Regions from separate parts of the Homo sapiens genome. Here all the other regions are linked to region 2. The links are chromatin loops, found by intact Hi-C in ENCODE. Cell type or tissue: PC-3. All regions are shown on one strand. Each heading gives the region's core, and the rest is flanking DNA. Links, peaks and the distances in the headings are about the cores only. Region 1 overlaps TFDP3 (transcription factor Dp family member 3). Region 2 overlaps HS6ST2 (heparan sulfate 6-O-sulfotransferase 2). Region 3 overlaps HS6ST2 (heparan sulfate 6-O-sulfotransferase 2).

What was found. A loop is a pair of places that touch in the nucleus more often than their neighbours do. Peaks named below come from ENCODE experiments on the same cell type or tissue, not always from the same donor. Only the 100,000 strongest peaks of a DNase experiment are listed, where the experiment ranks them.
Region 1: a loop joins it to region 2, with 16 times the contacts of the local background. A loop is called at or near these places in 1 of 110 quality-filtered maps.
Region 3: it touches region 2 in a loop (5-fold over the local background); 1 of 110 quality-filtered maps calls a loop at or near these places.

The regions. Positions count from the first base shown.
Region 1 is chrX:133,209,224-133,218,282 of GRCh38, reverse strand. It overlaps TFDP3 (transcription factor Dp family member 3), which reads left to right. Exons shown (of 1, transcript NM_016521.3): 1 at 1-1,621. The coding sequence starts at 24. The coding sequence ends at 1,241. Among named protein-coding and RNA genes, the nearest start is that of TFDP3, 4.6 kb to the left of the region's middle. In PC-3, for the core only: a CTCF peak has its summit at 2,307 (motif pointing right); no DNase peak of the experiment used is centred there.
Region 2 is chrX:132,735,792-132,745,854 of GRCh38, reverse strand. The region is part of intron 2 of HS6ST2 (heparan sulfate 6-O-sulfotransferase 2); the gene reads left to right. Among named protein-coding and RNA genes, the nearest start is that of HS6ST2-AS1, 73 kb to the right of the region's middle. RefSeq lists enhancers at 2,166-2,967, 7,506-8,006. In PC-3, for the core only: a CTCF peak has its summit at 5,132 (motif pointing left); a DNase peak (open chromatin) is centred at 3,904; H3K27ac peaks cover 1,674 bases.
Region 3 is chrX:132,872,303-132,882,365 of GRCh38, reverse strand. The region is part of intron 2 of HS6ST2 (heparan sulfate 6-O-sulfotransferase 2); the gene reads left to right. Among named protein-coding and RNA genes, the nearest start is that of HS6ST2, 81 kb to the left of the region's middle. RefSeq lists an enhancer at 5,812-6,344. In PC-3, for the core only: no CTCF peak of the experiment used is centred there; no DNase peak of the experiment used is centred there; H3K27ac peaks cover 1,032 bases.

The sequences.
Region 1 (9,059 bases), core at 60-5,059, 470 kb before region 2:
ATTTATTTCCCAAATCTGTTAACATGGCAAAATATGTCAGTCTCACTGAAGCTAACGAAGAACTCAAGGTCTTAATGGACGAGAACCAGACCAGCCGCCCCGTGGCCGTTCACACCTCCACCGTGAACCCGCTCGGGAAGCAGCTCTTGCCGAAAACCTTTGGACAGTCCAGTGTCAACATTGACCAGCAAGTGGTAATTGGTATGCCTCAGAGACCAGCAGCATCAAACATCCCTGTGGTAGGAAGCCCAAACCCACCCAGCACTCACTTTGCCTCTCAGAACCAGCATTCCTACTCCTCACCTCCTTGGGCCGGGCAGCACAACAGGAAAGGAGAGAAGAATGGCATGGGCCTGTGCCGTCTTTCCATGAAGGTCTGGGAGACGGTGCAGAGGAAAGGGACCACTTCCTGCCAGGAAGTGGTGGGCGAGCTGGTCGCCAAGTTCAGAGCTGCCAGCAACCACGCCTCACCAAACGAGTCAGCTTATGACGTGAAAAACATAAAACGGCGCACCTACGATGCCTTAAACGTGCTGATGGCCATGAATATCATCTCCAGGGAGAAAAAGAAGATCAAGTGGATTGGTCTGACCACCAACTCGGCTCAGAACTGTCAGAACTTACGGGTGGAAAGACAGAAGAGACTTGAAAGAATAAAGCAGAAACAGTCTGAACTTCAACAACTTATTCTACAGCAAATTGCTTTCAAGAACCTGGTGCTGAGAAACCAGTATGTGGAGGAGCAGGTCAGCCAGCGGCCGCTGCCCAACTCAGTCATCCACGTGCCCTTCATCATCATCAGCAGTAGCAAGAAGACCGTCATCAACTGCAGCATCTCCGACGACAAATCAGAATATCTGTTTAAGTTTAACAGCTCCTTTGAAATCCACGATGACACAGAAGTGCTGATGTGGATGGGCATGACTTTTGGGCTAGAGTCCGGGAGCTGCTCTGCCGAAGACCTTAAAATGGCCAGAAATTTGGTCCCAAAGGCTCTGGAGCCGTACGTGACAGAAATGGCTCAGGGAACTTTTGGAGGTGTGTTCACGACGGCAGGTTCCAGGTCTAATGGCACGTGGCTTTCTGCCAGTGACCTGACCAACATTGCGATTGGGATGCTGGCCACAAGCTCCGGTGGATCTCAGTACAGTGGCTCCAGGGTGGAGACCCCAGCAGTCGAGGAGGAAGAGGAGGAGGACAACAACGATGACGACCTCAGTGAGAATGACGAGGATGACTGACGTCCTCTCGCCTTAAGATTCAGCTTCAGGAAAACATTTAGGGAAAAGAAACTTTTTTTTTTTTTTTAATGTGAGGTTTTCTGTTTCTTTTTTGCCTACTCCCAAGAAGATATTGGTAAGCTATAGAATTTAGATATGCACCTCTGATAAGCAAGGATTGTTTCCCGTATGATTAAGACGTGCTGTTGATGTGTGTTTTGATACCAGTGTGCTGACACAGAATCTTTATTTACTTTTTAGGATTTTGTGTTTTCATTTTCTATTTTTCTTTAAATGCAGAGTTCATTGTTGCCCCTTAACAGTTTTTCCTGAGTTTACTGAAGAAATTGTACTTCATCCACATCCATGAAAATAAAATGCTCTCCTTTTGTGCACAGTGAGTACCGAATGCCGTTTATTTGCCTTGGATTTGGATGGCACCCCCACTGATGCATAGCAAGACTCTTGAGTTTTCCATTTGTTCAGTTTTGCAGTGTCCAGAGCCCCAAGCAAACGGCAGAATTCTATTTTCAGAACAATAAACACCATCAATCTTAAAAAAAAAGAGGTAGGGCCTTTAAGAGGTGATTAGGCCATAAGGGCTGTGCCCTCATCAATGGATTAATGCTGTTATAATAGGAATAGACTCTTGATAGAAGGATAATTTCAACCCTGTTCCTCTGTCTTGAATGCTTGCTTGCCATTCTGCCATGTTAGGACACAGCAGGAAGGTCTTCACTAGGTGCCAAGCATATGCTGGCACCATGGCTTTGGACTTCTCAGGCTCCAGAACCATAAGCCAAATAAATCTATTTTTCTTTATAAATTACCCAGTCTGTTATAGGAGCAGAAAACGAACTAAGACAGGATGGCTGAAGGCTCCTAGCCGGCAATCAATGCACATCTATCTATGCAGGAATCATTTGCTGACTGGAAGCAAGATGAGTAGGTTTTCCTTTTTCAAATTGGTGAGATAGAACAGCAGTGGAGCCTATAGCAGTGTCATGGTATGGTGAGAAGAAACTGGGTTAGAACCTAGGTAGGGAGATCTTGACTCATTAATATGAGAAAGTTGTACCAAAAGTGTGGCTGGGGACAGCAGAGGGAGCTGTTGCTTTCTTCAAGCACAGTTTCACAAAGGGTCATCTTTCCAACCATATGCAGACCTGTCCAGAGTTCCAAGAAAAAATAGACACTAGGATAATCACTGTGAAAGCAAGACCGTAAGACCCATTAAGAGAGGGCAGGTAGTTAATTACAATGAGATACCACTTCACACCCATTAGGATGGCTATTATGATTATTATTTTGAGATAAGGTCTCTATTGCCCAGGCCTGCAGTGCAGTGGAAAGATCATGGCTCACTGCAGCCTCAACGTTCCAGGCTCAATCAATCCTCCCACCTTAGCCTCCCGAGTAGCTGGGACTACAGCTACTCCACACCTAGCTAATTTTTTTTTTTTTGGTATTTTTTGTAGAGTTGGGGTTTCACCATGTTGCCCAGGCTGGTGTCGAGCCCCTGGGCTCAAGCAATCCACCTACCTCAGCGTCCAAAAGTGTTGAAATTACAGGTGTGAGCCACCACACGTGGTCATGACTGACTTCTTTTACTTAGCAAAATGTTTCCAAGGTTCATCCATCTTGTAGCATGGATCAGTACTTCATTCCTTTTTATGGGTAACATTCCATTGTATGGATAGATAGACTTTTTGTTTATCCAGTCATCTCTTGATGGCCAGTTGGGTTGTTTCTGCCTTTCGGCTATTGCGAGTAACAGTGCAGTGAACATTAGTATGCAAATATCTGTTCAAGTCTCTGCTTTCAATTCTCTTGAGTATGTGTGTATCTGGGAGTGGAATTACTGGGTCATATGGTAACACTATATTAAGCCTTTTGAGGAACCACCAGGCAGGTTTCCACAGAAGCTGTGAAACTCCCACCAGCAACATACAAGACATCTAAGACATGGTTTCGAGTAGTCTTGGGAGTAGAGAAGACACTACCAAGGTCACCTGTGTATAGTGATGGCACTGGCTGGTCCCTGTTTTTTGGGGGATCGGTTCCCTTGTGTCCTGTCTGAATACTTTTCCAAACCATGCTGCAAAACACGTGCCTTTTTTTCCCCCCATCAAGCCTTAACATAGTTGCCCCACTTTGGAAGGCTTTCAGCTCCTAAAAATTTCTGAGGAACGTTGGATCACTGAGAGGGCTGCTCCTCACCTCCAAGGGACATGTCACATAGCTCCACCTGCACTGCTTGTCAGATGTGGACTCCATGAAGGGGTGGGCACTGCCATAGCCAGTGTTCAGCCTTTGCCCTGCCTTCCCCTTGGCGCTGGCACCTAGAACATCCGAATGAACAGTCTCCTAAGGTCTGGAGCAAAGCCTTCCCAGCCAAGTGCAGCCAGCAGCCCCAGACAGTACCTCCTTTTGCCTTCTGGCCTCCTAATGTGCTTTGCATTAAAATATCCATTTTGGCTTTGCCTTTGAGTCAATTCTCAGGGGAGCAAGTAAAAGCTGAGCCATGAACATGTGGCCCATGGAGATGTAGTAGACAGAGAAATGACTGCAGTTCATTCCAGTCAGGCCCTTTTGGCGTTTTTCCCACACACCAGCAATGCCTAGGACTGACGTGTCCTTGTCTGAGCTCCGCCACTAACTGGAGGTACAATTTCAGCAAATCCCTTCTCTTCTCTCAGTCTCAGTTTCCCCATCTAATAAATGGGCAGGGAATCTCCAGGAGACACTTCCAACTCTAAATATTCTATTACTAACATTCAAGCAGAGCCTGACTCTAAGAAGCACAATCGGCATCCTTTCTGTGCGATAGAATGATAGTCAATGCTTTGGAAGATATTTGCTTTCCTGGCGAAAATGGTATGAAATAAATTTCTTTTATAATGATTCTGGTCTCAAGCCCTCCAAAACCCAGCTCCACTCTTGAAATGTTATAGGATAAGTTTTTATTTGCAGAATTTGAGTGTGACCTTTGCTGAGGCAGAACATGGTTTTGGGGGAGGGGGAGAGGCAAATGGAGGTGGGAAATACTGGATTGTGATTAACCAGATAATGAACCCCACCTGCTTTTAATCAGCCACTTCCTGTTCTCCCAGACCTCTAAACTTTTAATATTAATGGAAACAGATTTGAATTCTGGAAAGAGCTATTCTGGAAAATAATTGGATATTTACTAGGTGAAAAGTGAAATTGCACAGGCATTTCATAGGGTTTGGTATTTGACAGGTGCCATTTTTTCTTTCCAATGTGTTGCATACCTCTGTTTTATAAACCAATATGGATAGTGGTATAAAAGATTACGGGTTTACATGGTGGCAAGGCCTGGGAACATGTTCAGGGGGGTTGGTGGGCAGGAAGAGAGAACTTCAATTGGGGACAAGGCTGAAATGATTTGATTAGTAGGAAAAAAATATTTGAAGGCAAAGAATATTTCTTTAAAAGAAATATACCCATGTTCATAAATGGAGATTGCACAGAGAGAGAGAGAGAGAGAGAGATTGGCTTACCTGTGGAAGTCTGACTGCATACAAGAAGGTAACGCCTCCCTTGGCTTCTTAAAGAACTTTGTAGTTAGAGAAGGCAGGAAGGCACTGGAAGAGAGTGGGGAGATTTTATTAAAACAAAGCACAGAGCTCTCCAGGGTTGCAGGCAAGCAGAACAAATGGAAAGCAGATCTGCCAGAAAGCAAAGGAGGGCTGCTCCAGTGGGGTGACTCAGGCCCTTTGGGTTCTTTCCCTTGAGCGTCTCTCACTTCAGTCATTACTACTGTGATCATTAGGATTCCCCGCGTGTTTCCTCTTTAATGGTCTGGCCCTAGTGTGGACAGAGCCCCACCTTTTTTATTGAGATGGGGTTTTGCTCTGTCATTCAGGCAGGGGTGCAGTGGCACAATCATAGCTCACTGCAGCCTCGACCTCCTGGGCTCCAGCAATCCTCCCGCCTAGCCTCCAGAGTAGCTGGGACTGCAGGGACACACCATCACTCCCAGCTTTTTTTTTTTTATTTTGTACAGATTTATGTTGCCCAGGCTCAAGCGATCCTTCTGCCTCGGCCTCTCAAAGTGCTGGGCCTCTCAAAGTGTGAGCCACCACACCTGGCCAACAGAGCACATTTTAGGGGGATTCCTTCAGAGACAGCTGAAACTGGCTGTCCCTCTGCCCCTCTCTCCTTCCCCCCCTCCCCCCCCTCTTCCCCTCTCCCCCTCTCCCCGCCTCCCCCTCTTCCCCTCTCCCTGTCTTCCCTCTCCCATCTCTCCCGCCTCACTCTTGTCACCCAGGCTGGAGTGCAGTGGCGCGATCTCGGCTCACTGCAACTTAGCCTCCCAGGTTCAAGTGATTCTTGTACCTCAGCCTCCTGAGTAGCTGGGATTACAGGTATGCACCACCACACCAAGCTATTGTTTGTGTTTTTAGTAGAGACAGGGTTTTCACAATGTTGGCCAGGCTGGTCTTGAACTCCTGACCTCAAGTAATCTACCCACCTCAGCCTCCTGAAGTGCTTGGATTACAGATGCGCACTACCACTCCTGGCTAATTTGTGTGTGTGCATGTATTTTTGAATAGAGATGGGGTTTTACCATGTTGACCAGGCTTATCTCAAACTCCTGACCTTAAGTGACCTGCCTGCCTCAGCCTCCCAAAGTGCTTGGATTACAGGTGTGAGTCACTGTGCCCGGCTTGATTTTCTTTTTCTTTTCTTTTCTTTTCTTTTCTTTTTTTTTTTTTTTTTTGAGACGGAATCTCGCTCTGTCTCCCAGTCTGGAGTGCAGTGGCAGGATCTCAGCTCACTGCAACCTCCGCCTCCTGTGTTCAAGCAATTCTCCTGCCTCAGCCTTCTGAGTAGCTGGGATTACAGGTGTTTGCCACCATGCCCAGCTAATTTTTGTATTTTTTAGTAGAGATGGGGCTTTGCCATGTTGGCCAGGCTTGTCTCGAACTCCTGACCTCAAGTGATCTGCCCACCTCAGCTTCCCAAAGTGCCGGGATTACAGCTGTGAGCCACCTCAACCGGCCTGGCCTGATTTTCTTAAAAAATATATTTTTAAATTTAAATTAAGGAGAAAACACCAAGGAAATGCTTTACAGAGAATACATGCAACACTCAAAACAGGCTTCCATAGCAGATATTTTCCTGATCCTGCTATAATTTACTTGTAGTCCCAGAGGCAGGTCTAGTTTTACCATAATCTTAGCTGCTTTCTGGTCCTGCTAGTTCCCTGTCAGTCTCAATATGACAGCCACCATCTTATTTCCCACCAGAAGAGTGTGAGCACCCAGTTATCTCTTCTCTTTCTAACCAGGGTAGAAGGACTTGTTTCCCCAGCCCTATTTTTTCTCCCTCCAATCAGTGGTTCTAGTTTTCAGCTGAAGGATTCTCCTTGTTGACCATCAATTGGTAGGTTGAGGTGTGTCTTTCATCTGTGAGTATAATGTTGGTCACATGTGAGGCTGGCCAGTGAAGTCTGGACTGCTCAGTGCAGGCTGAGCCACTGATGGGAGAACAATTGAGTCCCCCACTTATTGATGAAGTAGCATATTTAGGTCTCAAGGGACAGACAGAATTACTTTGTAGGGCTTTATCCATATCCTTTGGGGAGGACACTGTAGGAGTATTAAAGAAGTAGCTTAATCATATAAAAAGCCTTCTTCTGAGGAGGAGTCTTGATTGGCCATATGTGCCATTCCGCCTTTTCAGTTTCTTTAGATAGTTACTTGGAGAAAAAGATAAAATGGTTTAGCTTTCTCGAATTCATGAAGAAAATGGTGCTCTTATCCTGAAAACTGACTTATCCTGAAAACCAGCTTATCTTGAAAACTAGGCCTTTTAGACCAGTGTTTTTGCAGATGAGGAAACTGAGGCCAATATAGAGGAAAAGACTTGTCAAAGTCACTCAGTACACCATAAACACAGCCAGAACTAGCCTCTAGGACACTTGCATGCCAGGTCATGAACTGCCAGGATAAGAACTTTGGGGAACCAAATTAAGAGAACTAAGGTAACTGGGTTGCACAGAGACCAAATCCAGGACCAAGGGCATCTCAATAGTGCTTTCTAATTGAAAGTTCTTTTTTTGTTTTTTTTTTTTGTTTTTTGTTTTTGAGATGGAGTCTTGCTCTGTCACTCAGTCTGGAGTGCAGTGGCATGATCTTGGCTCACTGCAACTTCCACCTCCTGGGTTCAAGCGATTTTCCTGCCTCAGCCTCCCAAGTAGCTGGGACTACAGGCACGTGACACCACGGCTGGCTAATTTTTTTTTTTTTTTTGTATTTTTAGTAGAGATGGCGTTTCATCATGTTGGCCAGGCTGGTCTCGAACTCCCGAAGTCAAGTGATCTGCCTGCCTTGGTCTCCCAAACTGCTGGGATTACAGGCATGAGCCACGTGCCTGGCCCAGATTGAAAGTTCTCAATCTCCCCAAGTGGTACAGAAACCCAGAGCAAGCAAAGATCTCTCCATTCCCACCAGCTTCAGTCCCATCCTCTGGTCTCCTTGGTTATAGCTAAAAGCTGGCTCCTGGTGGAAAATTCCTGTTACTTTCAGCCTGTGCCTCCCGGGTCCAAGCAATCCTCCTACCTCAGCCTCCCGAGTAGCTGGGACTACAGGCTCATGCCACCGCACTTGGCTAATTTCCATTTTTTTTTGTGGATACGGGGTTTCATCATGTTGCCTGAGCCAACGTGTTGATATTGCAGGTGTGAATCACTGCACTTGGCCTGCTTCATTCCTTTTTATAACTGAATATAACTGAATAGTGCTGCTTATGACTATGTGATACATGTATTTGTTAAAGTACCTGTTTTCTAGCCAGGTGTGGTGGCATGTGCCTGTAATCCCAGCTACTTGGGAGGCTGAGGTGGAAGGATCACTTGAGCCTGGGAGGTCGAGGTTGCAGTGAGCCGTGATTGCACCACTGCACTCCAACCCAGGTGACAGAGTGAGACCTTGTCTCAAAAAAACGTAGCTTTTTTTGCTGTTGTGAGGAGTATATATCTAGGAGCAGAGTTACTGAATCATACAGTAATCTATGTTTAAGTTTTTGAGGAACTGTATGGCAAATTTTTAATATCATTTAGCCTTCTTCAGACTACTTCTCAAGCTCCATGATTATATTCTCCCACTCCACAGCTGGTAGATGCTCAGGGGATATTAATTGTTTTTAAAATCAGTCTAAATCAAATGCAACTTTTCAAATAAACTTTACTGCAAATTTATTAGGAAATGCTTTCCAAAACCAAGCAGAAAATTATTTTTGGATTATAGACCAGCATTATCTAATACAACATTTTGCGCTGTCCAGTATGGTAGCCATAATTAGGCATATGTGACTAGCACTTCACATGTGCTAGTGAGACTGAGGAAATAAACGTTAAATTTTATTTTATTTTTATCAAAAATAAAATTTAAGTTCAAATAGCCATTGTGGTTAGTGGCTACTGCAGCTATAGACTGTATTCTCAATCTTTTCAGCATAATAAAAATTTGAAAATTTTCCCCAAGTATTATTTATTTTTCACATTAGTGGGGAGAGATAGCCTTGGGTATGCTAAAAAATAAATTTGCTTTGTAGAAATCAAGCATAAATACTCATGCTGGTAAGGTTGCACAAAACTGACATTTTCAAACAGCGCTGGTGGCAGTGTAATTTTTCAATGAAAATTCATTTTATTCATTAATTCATTCATTTATCCATCCATTCATTGTTTTAGTGGAATGCTTATTGTGCACTGGGCACTGTGCTGTATATATCCTAGGGACACAAAGATGACCAAAACATGATCCCTCCTCTCAAAAGCCCACAGTCAAGTAGCCAGGTAAACACTTA
Region 2 (10,063 bases), core at 2,260-7,259:
CCCTACTCATACCAATTGCGTCAGAATCTCATGGGTCAGCCTTGGAAACACTCTCTAGATGTTTTTTAATATGCAGCCAGAATTGAGAACCACTGATCTAAGTAGAAGGTGATAATGTGTTCTCTTCTTGTTCTCAGTTACTTTCTAAGGGATTCTAAAGCCAGTGACCCTTGAAACCAGAACTCTCAGGATTTTCCCCAACTCTGTGAAGGTTTGAGACACAACAGATTTTGAGAGAAATACTCATTCTGCTCTCACCTAGAGCTTTGCTTCAGTCTAAGTTGTGTCTGGGTCCACATCAAGCACATGGGTAAGGGTACAAAGTATTTGGGGAAGGCAATTCTCTTCCCACTATGCTTTATAAGGCCCCAGACACTCATAATTTTGACTTCGATTTCATTGCTTGGGCAGAGTATCTAGTCCTTTCTCACAGATTACAGAATTTCAGGTCTTAAAAAAAAAACTATCGGGGCTGGGCGCGGTGGCTCACGCCTGTAATCCCAGCACTTCGGGAGGCTAAGGCAGGCAGATCCTTTGAGGTCAGAAGTTGGAGACAGCCTGGCCAATATGGTGAAACCCTGTTTCCACCAAAAATACGAAAATTAGCTGGGCACAGTGATGTGCTCCTGTAGTCCCAGCTATTCAGGAGGCTGAGGCAGGAGGATTGCTTGAACCTGGGAGGCAGAGGTTACAGTGAGCCAAGATTGTGCCACTGCACTCCAGCCTGGGTGACACAGCAAGACTCTGTCTCAAAAAAATAATAATAAAAAAACCTGTGGATATTTTGCTCAGTACCTGGGTGATGGGATCATTCTTACCCCAAACCTCAGCAATTACACAATATACCCAGGTAACAAACCTGTACATGTAACGCCTGAATCTAAACTAAAAGTTAAAACAAACAAACAAAAAAACCCAAATCATAAAAAAGTTACCTCCAAAGTACATTCATAATAGTATAGCCAGAGCAGTTCTAAGTAATTTTAAACGGTGAGTGAGAGAATGTTTGATACCTGGCTTCCATTCATTCATTTTCTTTGGTCTGAATGTGTAGTGGGCACATGGTGGAAACAGATCTTTGACTTTGGGGCTTTTGAGGTTTGAGGCTTACAGAGAGAGCCCTCAGTAGGAGGAGGGGTGTGTTTACATAACCCTGGGGCACCCTGTCAATGTATTCTGTGCAGCCAAACAGATCAATAGAGTGAAAAAAACAATTCAGCTGAGTGAACTGATAGGCTGATAGGTTATTTGATTGACTGGGCTGGTGGAGCCACTCAAGAAGAAACTACAGTGCTATAACTTGGGAGGCCAGATAAACAGCTGATGCCAAAAGCATCTGCTTAGCAATCACTGGAGCCCAGTTGACACAAGCTATTGGAACCACATTTGAGTAAAAAAGATATAAAGTGCACTGGGGTACCATGACTATGGGTGAATCTTCTTCCTCATCATACTGTAGTCCTTCAGATCTCAGGGGCCGTGTAGCTTATTACCTCCAAGTTTCTTCTTAAGGAGAGAAGAGAGCACAGCTCTGTAGTGACTCTAAAGCTTCTCAGCTGTGTGGACTTGAGCAAGTGATTTGACCTCTCTGAGCCTCAGTTGCTTCCTCCAGCCATAGGAGTAAATATATTATGTACTTCATAGGGTTGATGGGAGAGTTCAGTGAGGTTAGACACAGAAAATGCTTAGAAAAATGCTTGATGCATATACATAGGAAGCATCTAATAAATGGTAGCATTGATGATTCTTATAAAATAGAATGCTGCAGGCCAGGCATGGTGGCTCATGCCTGTAATCCAAGCACTTTGGGAGGCCAAGGCAGGAGATCACTTGAGGCCAGGAGTTTGAGATCAACCTGGGCAACATGGCAAGACCCGTTTCTCCACACACACACACACACAGACAAAATTAGCCAAGCATGGCAGCACACCTTTGCTCAGTACCTGGGTGTCACAGCTACTCAGGAGGGTGAGGTGAGAGAATTCTTTAAGCCCAGGAGATTGAGGCTGCAGTAAGCCATGTTCACATCATTGCATTCCAGCCTGGGCAACAGAGTGAGACCTTGTCTCAAAAAACAAACAAACAAACAAACAAAAAACGCTGCAATTGGTGCAGTGGATAGGACACAGACTTTGGTGTCAGATGATCTGGGTTCAAATTCTGGCTCTACCACTTCCTAGCTGGGTGCCTAGGGCAAGTCAGTATAAAATCTCTTGGTAGGTCCCACTTCCCTCGCCCTCTCTCATAGCTGAAGGGTGAGGTGAGGTAAGCCTTTAGCAATGGGCTTGGTATGTAAGTGGTCAATAAATGCTGGTTTTTATGATTATCAATCGCCATCAATATGATAGTTACTGGGAAATTGCCCTAGTTCTTCAGTCACTCCTCAGTAGGACGCAATTTCCTTAGTGCTAGTCATTGCAGTCCCCTTTTTTTGGTTGTGTTTTGGTTTGCCATTTACTCCCATGTGGAGTGTGGGATACAAAATGAACCCTAGATCCATGCCCTGGGGCCTAGCCTTTTCATAACCCTGCCCCACTCATTCCTGTTTGCTTATGCAGAGCTTCCCGTCAATGAAAGCCCCAAGGTCCTATTGTAAGGCCTGCTGTGAAACCAGGTCTCCCCCAGCTTCTAGCTAATTGATATTCTAAAACCTTGGATTGCAGCTTGACCTTTATCCTTGTCAAATATCTCTTGGGTTTTGGCCCATGATTCCAGCCAGTCATTGGCTCTTTGTATCCCACTTTCTTGATTATTTTGGTTGCGTTTTTTAATTAGGCGTTGTGTGTTGCAGAGACACATGATGGTGCTTAATCATGCCACCATCTCCCTCATTGCTCTTTGTGGTTTTGTGAGTCTTGAATTGACATGTGTGCTCCTCATTTAGCCTTCCTGAAAACCCTACCTGCTGCACCTATACTTTCAAACATGCACTGCTGGTCATCTGGAGGCATTTACCTGAAATGTTACCATGGTGCCTAGACAGGACTCTATAAGGCTTACCCTGAACTCCTAAATCCTTTAAGTGTTGAGGAATGTGAGAAATGTGTATGATTTTAAGTATTTGTCTGAACTTCATAAATTAGGGAAATTACGTAGTGACACGGAAAGCCAGATATACATGTGTGACTTGTGGATTATCCATGTAATTGTTTCCTTAAATCGGTGCATACAAAAATAAGAGTCAGATTTTGAATGGGCAGAAACACACAAAAAACCTGTATTGCACCTGTTGTTGGGAAGATTTGGCTGGTTACAATAAGGCTAGATGGGCTAGATGAGGATACACAACAATGGCTCACCCCAATTTGGGGAAGTCCTTTTTGGCCTTTATGCAATGGGCTCTCTAAAGGACTAGCCATGTGGTAGCCTGTCTAGGGGTGGGGTACACAGTGGGAGGAGCCCTTATTGATGGTCTTGGGGTCTGGAACCCATTTCCTGCTAGGCAACTGACTCATCCTGTGACTTAGGGAAGCAAGCCATTGCCCATCTCTGGGTTTCAGTTTCCAGAGGGTGTTAGATTGGAAGGTTTCTTCCAGATTTGAACTTTGACTATTTTAGTGACTTAAGAGAAACAGCTGAATCCAAGTGCAAACGTCTGTCTTGCACCTTTAAAAAGAACCAAAACCACATTGTAGGCAAACGATCCCCAGTTTGAAATAGCAGCTTCCGTCTTTGGATTGTGTCCTGCTGCCCATTCTTTCTCAGACCTGCCTGGTTCCACACACTGGCTGACCATACAAGACCTTTTCATCTCAGCACTAGATGTGCACGTCTTTTTTCTTGACTGTGCTCTCAGAATACTGGGAGAGATTTTTTACAATACTGTTACTACTGCCATGAATAGCACCTACCAATGACTGTGTCTTGTGTGACAGGCACTGTGCTGTATGCTTTGTGTACATTTTCTCTTTTGATCCTTATAATATCCTATGGAGTTGGCATTGTTATTAATCCCTTTTACAGATAGAGAGGAGGGATGACTCATGGAAGTGACACACAGCTAGTAAGTTGCAGACTTAGTACTGCCAGATCCCAGGGTCTTAATGAGTATTATAAGTATGCTTTTTGCATCCCTGGGTGGAACTTGGATGTATTAATAATAACAACAGTGGCAGTATCTCTTATACGCAGTGAGGTAGGTGCTGTTATCCTCCATTTTATAGAGGAAGACAGCAAGGCTGAGAGAGATGTGGTAACTTGCCCAAAACTGCATAACTATAAGAATCCAAGCTGAAACGAATCTGAGGCTAATTGCCCTCAAACCCATGCTGTTGGCCAGGCATGGTGGCTCATGCCTGTAATCCCAGCACTTTGGGATACTGAGGTGGGCGGATCACTTGAGGTCAGGAGTTCGAGACCAGCCTGACCAACATGGTGAAATCCAATCTCTACTAAAAATACACAAGTTAGCCAGGCATGGTGGCGTGCTTGGGATGCTGAGGCAGGAGAATTGCTTGGACCTGGGAGGCAGAGGCTTCAGTGAGCCAAGATCACACCACTGTACTCCAGCTTGGGCAACAGAGCAAGACTCTGTCTCAAAAAAAAAAAAAAACAAAACCAAAAACAAAACCCGTGCTGTTTCTTCTACACCATGCTGCCTTTAGGGCTAGAACAAGTCTTAAAGAGGCTGTGGGTTTGCTTTCTATTCTCTGCTCCCAGGAACTGTGGCACTGCTTTTCTGAATGGCTTTGCCGGCGCAGCTGGCCAGGCTTGGGCAATTCAGGGTTCCCATAGTGCAAGAGCAGCATCCACCCGACTCCATCTCCCAGAAGCATGCAGTACTTACTGACAATTGTATGCCCAAAGTAGGTAATTTTGCCTTTTCAAGCACAAAAAGGTAAATCAAATTATACCCAATATAGAGCAGAGGAAAAGAAGGAACAAATGAAGTAGGAAGAAATGCATTCCCTTCTGTGACTCTCCTCAGCCACTGTCTGTGTCACTGTCTATAATATATACTCCTTGCTTTTCATTTCCTTGCATATCAGTGATCCATGTTCCCAGTGGTGTCTAAAGGCCACCTGTATTCAACTGTTAGCTGCCTTGCATGTGCCTATCTCTCAGTTTCAGCAGCTGCTTCCTCAGTTTCCCTAGTCTTGGCAGGTAGGAGCTTTTTACCTAACCAATAGAGGATTGCCATCCAGTGGTACATATTGGGAACTGCATGGCTGAAAAAAAAAAAGTCCTGAATTTTTTTCCCCCTTTCTAAAGGCAAACACCACCCATTCCTCAATCCTACTTAAGGGATTAACTATGCCCTTTCTTCTCTTTTTTCTTAGTCTTTTGTCAGCTTTGCTGCTCATTAGCTCTTATACAAGAAGCAGAGCAGGAGAAGTAAATGCAGGGAAATACAAATCACTGCCGGATTTCAGCACCCCCACACCCCCGCTATTGTGAATGGTTTGCTGGGAGAGAAGCTCTAGGAACTGATGGGGTTCAGCTCATTCAGAAAATCCTGTTCTCCTTTGGTATTGATGGCTGAAAACTCTGATTACATCTGCAGAGCAGTGTGAATAGTAGGTTCTAAAAGGGGCTGATACAAAGGACAATTCACAACAGATTACGTACAAGTAGGTAATAAACAAAAGGCAAAAAATCAACTTCACTTGTAATCAATGAACTGTAAATTAAAACTAACAAGAGAAATTATTTTTGCATATAAAATTGGCTGAGAAATGTTAAAATCAAAATTCCCAGGGTTGACGAAGATTTCGTGAAATGGTTGTTTTTCTACACTACTGCTGGGAGTCATAAATTACTCAGCCTTTATGGAGAACATGTTGACAATGTAATCAAGAGAATTAAAAATGTCTATGCGCTTTGACCCCATAGCTTTGTTACTAGATTTCACATAAAGAATTCATCAGACACTACTGTTTATGTCTACAAATCTTAACTTTCCCTATTATAATAGAAAAAAACAAGACTCTGAATGTCTAAAAAGTGTTTCTTAAACTAAGGCATAATCATAGGCTAGAATATTACATAGCAATTTATCCAAAATCATGTTCTTAGCAAATATTTAAGGATTTAAGGTTTTAGGAAAACGCTTATGGCATAATATTTTTTAAAAAATTCTCTCAGGGTACAAAACTAATCATATCTCCTCTTTGTACGATATACCTTTTTTTTTTTTTTTTGAAATGGAGTCTTGCTCTGTCACCCAGGCTGGAGTGCAGTGATGTGATCTTGGCTCACTGCAACCTCTGCCCCCTGGGTTCAAGCAATTATCGTGCCTCAGCCTCAGGAGTAGCTGAGATTACAGGCACCCAGCACCACACCTGACTAATTTTTGTATTTTTAGTAGAAACGGAGTTTAACCATGTTGGCCAGGCTGGTCTCGATCTCCTGACCTCAAGTGATCCGTCTGCCTCGGCCTCCCAAAGTGCTGCGATTACAGGCATGAGCCACAATTTATAGAATAAAAAATGAGGCTAAGGGAATGATAGTCCAGCTTAAACACACAGTCACTACTAAGAAAATGATTAAAAGCCTGTACATTCTGGACTCATGGAGTTAGAACTTAAAAGGACCTTGGAGTACATCTAGTGTCAGCCCCACCAATGCCACTGAAATCCCCTCGGTGACTACCTGACACACTGGTTCAGGCAGTCTCTCTTTAAATACTGTGGTTAAGGAACTTGCTCACCGCCTCTGGCAACCGCTTCTTCAAAGTAAATGATAGTGATAATCCCATCCCTGGTGCGCGTCTAGTGATTTATAGTCTGTGAAGCTTCTAAAGGCACATTTTCCTCTCACGAACCCTGGGAGGCAGGGAGAACAAGTACATTTATCTGCATTTTCCAGATGAGGATCCTGAGTTGAAGTGACTCCCAGTGGTAAAGTGACTTGTGTAGCTGGTGGATAAGATAGGACTGCAGTCCAGGTTTCCTGACTCCCACTCTGAGGCTTGTTCCAGCCCTCCACAAAATCCAGGGTCTAGTTTCATTCAAGTATCTCCTTTTATTGAGTTTATGTTGGTCTTGCTATAGCTGTGACCCCTCCCATGATACCTCATACATCGTCTCTTAGACCTTGAAAGATGTGCTTGGATGTGGGGCCACATGCTAGCTAGCTAAGGTCCAGAGTAGGGTGAACATGGAAAGAGCTCAGGGGGAGAATGAAGAAACCAATGAGTCCACCTTGCTGCAAATTCTAGCAGTCTCCACACAGGAATCTGCAACCATATTTATGAAACGTTGTTTTCATAAACTGCTGCTTGTTCAATAAGGCATAAAATAGCCAGTATAAGATAGTTATTTGCTCTACAATATCGTTTCTGCAACACAGCTTCAATGTCATAGCAGTTACTGCATTTTGTTTAGTTTCTTAAGAGATGTGACACAGTAGATTAACCATTGACATCAAAATGCAGAGGTTCCCTTAGAGCTGTCAGCAATCTTGTTCCATTCTTTTCCCACAACTCTGCATCCCGCCTTGGGAAAGCATTTGTACACTTCCACTGCAAGGTCTAGTCACAGACCCACTCGGATTTGTCAATGTCATGGGAAAGCAACAGGCAGGAAGACAACTTTCTATGACCTTGGGATGCTATCTGTGAGTTAGGCAAAGGAAGCTGAGATTCAGTCCATTACTGGTTATCCCTGTACACGGATGGTCCACATCCCATTCCAGGGACTATGAAGAAGGGCAAGGAAGACACAGTAGAGTTTTCCTTCTCACAGAGGTGGCAAGAGAAATACACAGGAAAGGAAGAACAAGCCAGAAAAGACAGGATAGGCTGACTCTTCCAAGTGCAGTGAGAGCTCTAAGAGGGAGGTGACTCACTGAGGGCTGCCGGTTCAGGTCAGGACTAGGTCAGAAACCTGCTCTGGCCTAGACCCAAGGGTTGGCAGAGAACAGAAACAGCTCAGTGGGTTTGAGAACAGGATGGGCACTGGCCACGGGAGCCAACACCATGAGGTCCTGATCAAACCCTGCAGGCGTCTTCTCTGGTGCAGAGGCACCTACTTCCAGGAACTCAGTCTCAGAACTCAGCAGGAAGTCACACCAGCCCTCCCACGCCTAATCTGCCAGCTGCTGCAGCGGGCACTTGCCTGCCCTGGCTTTGGAGCCTTCATTCTTGCCCTAGTGGGGGCAGGGTATGTTCTAACTAGAGAAATGCCAAACACCTATGCTTGCCCCTTCCGCTGGTTTGACTGTTTTCCCGGAATGGACCTGAGAAATTCAGTGAAATGATTCAAAGAAACAATTAGTTGATTCCATTAGAAAGTTAGTCAAACTGGTATTTAAGCTGAATTTATTCTGGCAGATGGGCTTGCAGGGGTAGACTCCTGCCATAGTTCCTGACCATCTCTCCCCACCGTGTTGCTAAAGGTGGGAGGAACTAGAAGATAAAGGGAGGGCCCCAGTGGGAACGAATGGAAATACCAAAAGCTTTGTGCGTGTCTGCTTCCATCCAGCTGCTAACTGTTGTCCCACTCCATTAGCCCAATCTTGCCCAGTAAGTTCTCATGACAGCAGTGCACATCCCTTCCCAAGAGCACCAGAAACTGTTGTCTAGCAGATGTTAGGATACGTAAGGGGCCAAGTGAGTTACCACGAAGGGACTCTCAGGTCCATACATTGATATGAAGACTAGGTTTGAAGCCATTTTTCACTATGTTCTTCAGTTTGTCCAGGTTCCCAAAGCCCAGGTTATTCTCAGTCTAAGATTTTTTTGCTCGACTCCCCACAGGGTCGAGCTATGTGATCTATGTCAAGTGGTACCTCCCTTCTGAGCCTCAGGGTCTCCATGTGTAAAATGAGATCGTTAAGTCAGATGAGCTCAGTGGTACCTTACAGCTCAAGCATTCATTCTGTGAATTCAGGTTTGTCCTCTTTTGGTCCAAACTGAAATTGCCTTCATGGGATGACCCAAGTGTCTTGTTCCTACCAATATTCTTATAAACTCAATTCTTTTCTATCTTTTTAATTCCCTACCAATGTGGGCATATGGGTCCACTTTGTTCCTTTCACAAAGAAAATGGTCTGCATTGAGGTTTCTTTTCAAGAGGGGCAAGGAGGAATCTCGTATTTATATAAGATACTCAGGCCCATCACCTGATACCACCCTTCCATCTTAGGTGTGTTTGATCATTCATTCATGTATATATTTATTCATTCTCTCATTCAGCAATATCAACGGTGTGACTACCTCATGCATAGTATCATGGTGGGCAATGCATATGCATAAGAATATACAGCATGATCACTTTTGTAAGATGGGAGGTGATTCACAATGAACCCTGCTGCCATCCTGAGCTGTCACCCTACTGGAGTCACTCTGCGCTACTACATACCACCCCTGGCAGAGACCCTGAAACTTACACCATATCATTAGAAAGACAAGCTACCTGTGTTTAAGAGTATTGCAAATGATCAATTCATAGGCTAAGCAATCTAGAATAGAGAGTACTTAAAAGACGTTAAACCTAAAAGAAAAGAGGAAAAATTGTGCAAACTAACAGAAGCTATATGTGTGTGTTTTCATTCCTTTGATGGGACACTCAGGAGACTTTGAGTATCAGACCTAGTGTTAAGAGGGCTATTCTTAAGACCTTTGATTAAATCAGTCAAACTTGGAGTCAGATGCTTTCAATGATACTCTTGTATAATTCTTACCCCTTTACCTGTTTTACAGAAAGGGAAACTGAGGCCCTATGTGGCCTTCACTATAATGTCTGGTTGCTTAGAACACAGTTGCAGTTGTCCGGGCACGGTAGCTCACACCTGTAATCCCAGCACTTTGGGAGGCCGAGGCGGGTGGATCACTTGAGGTCAGGAGTTCGAGACCAGCCTGGACAACATGGTGAAACCCCGTCTCTACTAAAAATACAAAAATTAGCCGGGCCTGGTGGTGCACGCATGGCATGTAATCCCAGCTACTCAGGAGGCTGAGGCAGGACAATCACTTGAACCCAGGAGGTGGAGTTTGTAGTGAGCCAGGATCGCATTACTGCACTCCACTCTGGGTAACAGAGTGAAACTCCAACTCAAAAAAATAAATAAATAAATAAATAAAAGCACACAGTTGCAGTGCTGCAAAATTCCTCTTTCTTTA
Region 3 (10,063 bases), core at 2,002-7,001, 140 kb before region 2:
CCTAGGAACCCAACTTACAAGGGATGTGAAGGACCTCTTCAAGGAGAACTACAAACCACTGCTCAAGGAAATAAAAGAGGACACAAACAAATGGAAGAGCATTCTATGCTCATGGATAGGAAGAATCAATATTGTGAAAATGGCCATACTGCCCAAGGTAATTTACAGATTCAATGCCATCCCCATCAAGCTACCAATGACTTTCTTCACAGAATTGGAAAAAACTACTTTAAAGTTCATATGGAACCAAAAAAGAGCCTGCATCGCCAAGTCAATCCTAAGCCAAAAGAACAAGGCTGGAGGCATCACGCTACCTGACATCAAACTATACTACAAGGCTACAGTAACCAAAACAGCATGGTACTGGTACCAAAACAGAGATATAGACCAATGGAACAGAACAGGGCCCTCAGAAATAATACCACACATCTACAACCATCTGATCTTTGACAAACCTGACAAAAACCAGAAATGGGGAAGGGATTCCCTATTTAATAAATGCTGTTGGGAAAACTGGCTAGCCATATGTAGAAAGCTGAAACTGGATCCCTTCCTTACACCTTATACAAAAATTAATTCAAGATGGATTAAAGACATACATGTTAGACCTAAAACCATAAAAACCCTAGAAGAAAACCTAGACAATACCATTCAGGACATAAGCATGGGCAAGGACTTCATGACTAAAACACCAAAAGCAATGACAACAAAAGCCAAAATTGACAAATGGGATCTAATTAAACTCAAGAGCTTCTGCACAGCAAAAGAAACTACCATCAGAGTGAACAGGCAACCTACAGAATAGGAGAAAATTTTTGCAATCTACCCATCTGACAAAGGGCTAATATCCAGAATCTACAAAGAACTCAACAAATTTACAAGAAAAACAAACAACCCCATCAACAAGTAGGCAAAGTATATGAACAGACACTTCTCAAAAGAAGACATTTATGCAGCCAAAAAACACATGAAAAAATGCTCATCATCACTGGCCATCAGAGAAATGCAAATGAAAACCACAATGAGATACCATCTCACACCAGTTAGAATGGCGATCATTAAAAAGTCAGGAAACAACAGGTGCTGGAGAGGATGTGGAGAAATAGGAATACTTTTACACTGTTGGTGGGACTGTAAACTAGTTCAACCATTGTGGAAGACAGTGTGGCGAGTCCTCAGGGATCTAGAACTAGAAATACCATTTGACCCAGCCATCCCATTACTGGGTATATACCCAAAGGATTATAAATCGTGCTGCTATAAAGACACATGCACATGTATGTTTATTGTGGCACTATTCACAATAGCAAAGACTTGGAACCAACCCAAATGTCCAACAATGATAGACTGGATTAAGAAAATGTGGCACATACACACCATGGAATACTATGCAGCCATAAAAAATGATGAGTGCATGTCCTTTGTAGGGACATGGATGAAGCTGGAAACCATCATTCTCAGCAAACTATCGCAAGGACAGAAACCAAACACTGCATGTTCTCACTCATAGGTGGGAATTGAACAATGAGTACACTTGGACACAGGAAGAGGAACATCACACATGAGGGCCTGTTGTGGGGTGGGGGGAGGGGGGAGGGATAGCATTAGGAGATATACCTAATGTAAATGATGAGTTAATGGGTGCAGCACACCAACATGGCACATGTATACATATGTAACAAAGCTGCACGTTGTGCACATGTACCCTGGAACTTAAAGTATAGTAATAAAAAAAAAAAGAAAAAAAAAGTTGTTGGTTAAATAGTCTCTGCTAAATTTGCGACACATCTTCCCAGATAAGATTCTTCTCTCCGAACCTTTTTTTTTTTCCTTTTTTTTTTTACACAGAGTCTCACTCTGCCATCCAGGCTGGAGTGTAGTGGCTCGCTGCAACTTCTGCCTCCCAGGTTCAAGTGATTCTCCTGCCTCAGCCTCCCAAGTAGCTGGGACTACAGGTGCATGCCACCACGCCCAGCTAATTTTTGTATTTTTAGGAGAGACAGTGTTTCACCATGTTGACCAGGCTGGTCTCGAACTCCTGACCTCAGTTGATCCACCCACCTTGACCTCCCAAAGTGCTAGGATTACGGGCATGAGCCACCGCACCTGGCCTCTCTGAACTTTTTTACCAGTATTTATTTTAATTTTGGTTGGGGGCAGTAGAGAGATGCAGAAAAGGAAAGGAAGGCATGAAACTGCTTGAGAAATACATCAGTGAATAAAAGTTTTTTAACATTTGTGGTGTAATGACAAATCCTGGAGAAGTTTTAGTTCACACCTGGAGTATTCCAGCAGAAGTTGGATGCCAGCCGCTAGGCATTCATTCTGCAGAGGGGCTTCTCTGTTAGGTACAAGGTTGGGTTCAAGTACCTTCTGAAGTCTAGCTCAGTGTATTTTTTGGAGTGTAGTATACTAACAGGCAAGAACAAGAAGTGGAGGAGATGTGCCAGGGGAGGAATAGTGATGACGTTGTAGGTGCTCAGCTCCCAGATGATGGGAAAAGTGTTTCATGGCCTCACACATCTTTTGGGTTTTTTGTTGACTGTCTCCCCCATTACTCAATGAGCTGCTACAGCATAGGGAATGAATCTTCAACTTGTATTTCCAGTACCCAGAACAGAGGCTTGTACTAAGAAGGCATTCAATTGGTATGTAATGGATTAGAATAAGTTGAATTGAAGATTGAACTGAAGTCAAAATCTGATTTCTAAGGTTCCTTCTGGCCTGAAAATTCAGACTCCTCTGATTTCAACCATAACAGCCTGGCTAAGCCTCCTTGAGAGAAACCCTGTGCTTCCTTAGTTTAACCACCTCTTTGTGGTTGAATAGTATAGGTTTTCAATCAAGTCCTAGGAGGGTGTCAGTTTCTTGTTGTACTTACCAGGATGTGATAGGATTTCAAACAAGGCCCAAAAGAATGTATTTTCAGGAGTTGAGATGTAGCCACACTTTCTACATTTACAATGGCCTGAAATGGGTTACAGTTTAGAACAAGCTTTCTTCTTTATGATGCACAGGATTTCTATGATGGGTGGCTGTTAGGCAATGAGTGTGATGGGGGAGCATTTTCAATCTTAGCTCACCTTAGCACACCTTAGCACAGGACTCTAGTTACAGGGTCATAATTCCCCATGAGGTTAGCCCCTGTAGTATCAGCTACTTTGTATGTGATTTAAGCCAGTACTGATTATTCTCCTGCTTAGGGAGAAGCGGTAGAAGGCCCTTGGAACTGTGAGTTTTGCATTCCAACTTGCTAATTCAACATAGATCCTAATTCCTTAAATGCTTGTAATTAGAAATTCTCGTGAACTGTATTGGTTTTTGTCAAGCAATCTGTTTGGGGAACTTGACCAACTGGGGCACTGCTGGCTAGGGTGAAATTTATTTAATTTGTTTTTATGACATTCTTCATCTTGGAAATGGGGTTTTCAAATATTGCTTTCCCAGGCATCATTACTTATTTGCTGGTTTTTATTTCAGGATTGGGACTAGCTCAGGGTGCCAGGGAAGCGTTTTGTGGTGCTCTATATTAGAGTCGTAATATCCAAGAAAATTGTCTGATTGTATGTGGTATCTTGGATGTGGTACCTTATGACAAATGTTCCACATTTTGACAATATGATAGGTTTATGATTATTTATATTCCAAATGATCTTACTTTTTAAAAGTAATATTTTGTGCAGTCTTTGCAATTCTGTTTTCCTTTCTATTGTTATTTAGAAGCTATTCATTGGCGTTTGGCATCATTCACCATCTTTGAGCATTAAAAAGAAAAAGAAAAAAGCAAGTACACTCTGTGTAGCATAGAATCTCTGTTCACTTTAGAATTCACATTGAACATGAGCTGATCCAATTGCTACAGCCTTGGCAGTGATAGAGGCAGGAGACAGCCAAATCCCTAGGCAGATAGGGAAAGGTCCCCGGAGAATCTCCGACCTGCCCCACAAGTGTTGACACCAGATGTTTTGTGCAGATAAGGGAACCTGCACAGGGGGCTTGCCTGGGCATGCCCACAGCATACTGGAGGCCCACTGGGGGAATGGGATGGAGCCACTAGGAGTTCACACCTTATGCAGGGGTGGAGCCTGGCCTCATCAGTTCTTGTGTGGTGGCCCTGGTATTCAATTGTGAGGGGGAAACCTGCTTGGAGGACCCCTCTCCTTACTGAGAGCTTTCTTTTCACTTAATAAATTCTGCCCTCTTCACCCTTTAATGTGTCTGCATGCCTAATTCTTCCTAGTCATGAGACGAGAACCTGGATTTAACTGAGCCAGGGAGCAGAAACTCCTGCATCAGTAGCAATTTTACAACTGTTTATTAAGGAATACATCTTGCCCGAGGAGGTTTTATATTGTATCCCTCAAATGGCTATTTTCCCCTCCTCCGTTTAAATATTTTTACTCAAGTGGTTTCCTTCTTTTGGAATGCCAGTCAACTCCATCTCCTACTTGATTTCCAAGACCGTCTCCTCCAAGATGCCTCTCCTGTCTCCCCTTTCCATACAATAGAATTTATGGGTTTATCACTGTTAGTACCAAGGGCTTCATCATCTGCTCTCTTATGTTCCCTGCTTGTCAAGGTGTAGCTTATTGTAGGGTTCAATGAGCTGCTAGCCACTGTCCCATTTGACTAGCAGATGCTTGAGAAAAGCAAGTACACAGTTTGGATTCGATCCTACAGTGTCTTACATAGTTCTTGGCACCTGCATGTTTGCTCTAGGAACAACCTTCCTTATTATACCGAGCTGATCCTTTTGGGCAGCATTCATTGAGTCAAATGGCCTGTGTGAAACGGGGTCTGACCCTAAGTGGACAGAGCTGAGAGGTTAGAGCTGAAGGACTCAAGCCCCAGACTTGCTACAGATTAGTAGGGTGACTTCCAGTTACTTCAGTTTTCTGAGTGTAGTTTCCTCATTTTAAGCTTTGTAAATATTAATATCTGGCATACATAATTTGAAAAAATGCTGTAAGGATTAGAAGAACGAATATACGTGCAAACCTTTAAGAAATTATAAGTGCAAACACACGTAGTACATTTCCATTTTTAGAGCTTCATTTTTTTCTTATCTGTAAAATAGACATGTAAATGCCTACCTTTCTTATTGGGTTATTGTGAGGATTAAGTAGAATAACATATGTGGAAGTGCTTAGCAAATAGGAGGTGTTTAATAAATGTTGCCTGGATATGAATTCCCCTCTCGGGACTGTCCTGATGTGAGGCTTTTCCAGCCCTTGGGGGATGTGCATTTAAATCAGGCTGCTTGTACCTTGGATTAGGCAACTTAAAAAAAGTGTAGCCTTGTTAGTTCCAACTTCTCAGCTATAAAATGCAGAGTAATTAAATTTGCTAGTAAATGTTTCCAGGCCTTTGAATGGCAGCCAATAAAAAGGACTAAATATTATTCTTTTAGAATTCATGTCCTTGATGTAGAGGAAATATCATATTTACTTACACATACTCCTGCCTTGGCTTTTTAGAAGAAAACTAAGAAAAATGTTTTCCCCTCTACATTTCCCACTTGAAGGTGTTATCTGTATTGAAACAGCAATGACAGCTGCCAGCAAAGGAGTGTGATTTTTCTTTGCCAAGGTAAACCAAGGGTTAACATCAAGGAGTGTTGGGGCCCCTGCTGGTGGGCTGGAACCAGAGCTAATTCCTTAGCAGTCACTCACTCTTCTGCCTCTTCAGCTGTCTCTCACCCCCCTCCCACCATAAAGGAGTGGGTGTTCCTTCAGGACTGTGCACTCGCCTCCCTCCCTCTATCCCTCTTTTTCCCACCCACACATACTTCCCAGAACCTCTCCACCCTGTGGCTGATTTATCTTTCCTGGGACCAAAGGCAATAAAGCCTCAAAACTAAAACTTGCAAGGAAAGACAATCCTAATGGTAAACACCTAACCCGCAATGCTGATTACTTGAAAATAAGCTGTTATTCTGTCTCCAGATCACAAATAGCCTCACTTAAAGCTCTACCCCTGAAAGAACTACTGAAAGATTCAGGAAGGTCAGGAGATCCAGATTCCAATTAACTTAGCACCTGATGCCTGTGTAACTCTGGATGGGTCTCAGTTCTCTAGTAGTTGAGGACTGGTATCTCAAAGGTTAATGAAATTTGCCTAAGGTGAAGGTAGATTAAGCCTTCCATTCTCACACAAATTGCCCATCTTCCAATCCCCTTTGTACCTTGACATTTTCAACACAAAGGGGTTGGGGTGCTCAGAGGATTACACAAGCAAGCACATATTTGTCACAGCACCTGATTATAGACCTGCATTTTGGAAGAGAGGTATTTCAGGATCTTCTCATTACTGAAGCCTCTCATTGTAGGACCATGGTCATTTTTAAATCTCCCACATTGAAATGACCAGTTGGCAAAAACCTTCAATTACAAAATCTCTTCCAAAGAGGCTGAGTTTTTTTTTTTTCTTGGATCACTTCACATCCTTTTGAATACCCTGAGGCAGTATTTTTATGGGCTAACAGCAAACAGAGTGTCGTGTAGAACCAAGTGTGTCCCTTCACTTTCTCCACCCCCTGCAAAGTTTGTGATCTTCAAAGCATGCTGGATTTTAAAATAAAACATCTACTTCTAGTCCAAGCCTTTGGCTGTAGACTTTGGGCTTAAGTGTGTTTTTCCACAGAGGTGTTACATCCCCATTTCTATCAGCTAAGGAAAATGAATTCATTCAAGGTCTCCCCTGCCATTCATCGAGGCTCCCCAAGAGGAGCTTTCCAGAAAGATCTGTGCCAATTGTAAACTTACAAGATCCTCAGCCCATAACAAAATGCCCAGACACCTTGGCTCTGCTGACACAGGCTGAGAGAGATAAAGGAAACAGCTGGCTGAGGTCCTGACTTTTTTTTCACATTTTTTTCACTTTTTTTTTCACAAAGGCCCGCTAGCCTTTGCAGACTGGGGACTTTAAGATTGTTCACTACCCATCCAGCAGGGCTGGGCATACAGATACCAAAGCTCCATCTCCAGAGACGTGAACTCTAACCAAGGATCCTCAAACCACTTAAATCATGAACCTGAACCTTGAAATGAAGCAAACATTACATTTAAACTCCCATGTTTAAAATCAGTTTGCCCTTTTCGCTCACTCTTTACTCTGGGGGATGCATAAACACCTTGGGTGCCTGCTGTGACAATCAAGTTGGCAATACATGCCACCTGCTGGAACCATAGTCTCCAATCTGAACTCCTTCCCCAGCTACCTGTTTCCTGTCACAGGCCTTGGCATTCCCTGTAGCTTCATTGCTTACCTCATAGAATCATGCTTCTCATTAGAGAGTATTCAACAGCTTCTTGTCACTGGGGGGTGCACTTCATTTCCTCTACTCTTGGACTTCTGCTCTACTTGGACTTCATACTCTTGGCTGTCTCTGAGGTAGAGGCAGAGAGAACATCCCTGACTCTCTGCTGCCCATTTTCTGCCATGGGCCGCCCCCCCCTTCCAGAGGAGGAGGTGTTGGGGAACCTCTCCCACATGGCAGAACAACCACTCAAGTCTGGGGAGGTCTTTGGCAGTCATCTTGGGCCAGATGTTGTGCTAGACCAAGACTGAGCTGGGATTTGGGTTTTCTATTCTCACATAGCCAGTTGGAAAGGGTGGAAACACATGTGGGGGTCCCAAGGAACCATGAGAGACTTCTCATCATTACTGCGGAGTTTGACTATGATCTGGCATCCTGGGCTGTTGTGTGGAGGTCTCTATCATGACCGACCTCTTTGGCTTCTCTTGTGCCCTAAGGAAGGTGTTTTTTTTGCTAGTTTTGTTTTATGTTTTTAGACTGAGTCTTGCTCTTTTGCCAGGCTGGAGTGCAGTGGCATGATCTCCACTCACTGCAACCTCGGCCTCCCGGGTTCAAGCAATTCTCCTGCCTCAGCCTCCTGAGTAGCTGGGACTACAGGTGTGTGCCACCACACCCAGCTAATTTTCGTATTTTTAGTAGAGACGGGGTTTCACCATGTTGGCCAGGATGGCCTCAATCTCTTGACCTCGTGATCCGCCTGCCTCAGCCTCCCAAAGTGCTGAGATTACAGGAGTGAGCCACCATGCCCAGCCGGAAGGTGTTTTAAAATTGAAACAAAGTTGCATAGTTGGTTGTGTTAATTGATTCAAAATCTTTCTTTTTTGCAGGGGCAGCTCTAGGCCAAATTCTTCTTGCAAGTTTTTATGGATCACATGTTTGTCTAAAGTACACACAGATCATTCCCAAGGCCAGAGCAGGAATGCTCTGGAAGTGCCCTCTCTGATCTAGGGCAAGCCTGTAGTTTCAGGGTTATCGATAGACCTCGCGGAGGGCAGTGTACAAGGCCTCTGGCTGCATGAAGAGAAATCTGGTGTGTGGGACTGCTCTCAGAAGCAGAGAGGTGTAGAAGGCTGTCAAATGCATAAAGACAATGTCTCTTCACTTGGAGGACAATTTGTCTGCCAAGGGGACGGTGAGATTTGGCTTCATCTCTTAAGAACCTGCATTGAGGGCTGCTCACAATTTCACCCGAGGTCCAGGGCAATTCTCTCCTCTCCAGATCCCATATCTAGTGCTTGTTGCTGCTCATTCAGTATATGGATACTTCTATTCTTAACAAGTTCATAAGTTTGTTTAACCGATGACTGCTCATGTCTTTAAAGCCATTCATTCATTCATCCATTCATTCTCTCCCTCCCTTGTCAATCAACAAATGTGTTTTGAAATTAAGTCTATGCTGGAATTTAGTGATTAATAAGACCCAGATCCACCAAACTATGAGCTTCCTAAGAGCAGGGAGTGCATATTTCATTTATGCATACACAGTGCTGGGCATATGATTTCCATAAATATGAATGGATGCTTCAGGCAAATGCACTTTAATGAAGTTTGCCACAGAGGCATCTAATTCTCAAACCAAATGCTGGTATTTTAATATCTTTTCATAACCAGAGGTCTGAGGGCATGGGAAAATTGCTGGGAAGGAGGGCTCTGGAATAACATGATATTAAGATAGATGCATGAGTGATGACCCAAAGCTTCTTGTTGTCACCCATAGAATAACTTAGTTTCCTGTCTTCCCTGGAAGAAATGTAAGAGGATGTGTGGGGCTAGAAAGAGCAACAAGCTTATATCACCCATATAGTAGAAAAGGAGTGAGTGGAGCATCGAGCCTGATCCTGTGCATTTACAGTAGCAGTAATAGAGTAAAACAGAGCAATTAGTGCCTCATGTAGACTTGGCATTGAGCACCCCATCGCAAAATAGCCATGTTACATATTTCAGTGTTTACCAGTGACAACGTTTTCCTCTTCTTTATGATTTTTGGTTCCTGAGATGTTTAACTGGCCTTAATGCAGTTTTGAGAGATTGCAGGAAGTGATGGGCTGGGTTGGGAATGGCTGGGCATTCAAGTGATTTAGCCATGGGACTCAGCAGTGCATTGCTTTTACTCCTGAAGGACTCTTGGAAGAAAGCTCTGGGCCTCTGCAGAGCTTTGATCAGCTTGTTCAGAAAGAGAGCGTTTTATCGATTTTATCATGGTTACCTTTTTTTATTGTTAAAAGTGTCTATGTTGTAAGGCCTCTTTGTGTGATAAAATTCTGAAATGATCTCACATTGATTTATTTTTTCCTGCTTTCAAAACACAGCAATCTTGGTAGTTTCTTAGTATCCCAAAGGGATAAGGAGTCAGCTTCTCAATAAACCTTTTCTGGTTATGAACACTGTATGTATTAAATAATAAGCAAGCCTTACAGAGTTTATATGATCACATTAAGGGATCTGTTAAATTCCAAGAGTTATTGTTATGTGTGCAAAATACTACAGAAGCACTTGATTTTGTTCCAGAAGCACTCTGCTGGGAATGAGTGCATATTGGTTCTAGTGACTCTGCCAGTAATTAGCTGTGACCTTTGGTAAGTCACTTCTCCTCCATTCCCTCTTGCATCCTGATCTGTAAAACGAGGAGTCTCTTAGTCCCTTCTAAGTCCCTCACCAGCTTTAACATTCTGAGGCTTAAAAAAGCTCATAGGAGACAGGCTGTTCTTTGCAATATTTTCCATACAGGTAGTATAAACAAGTGGA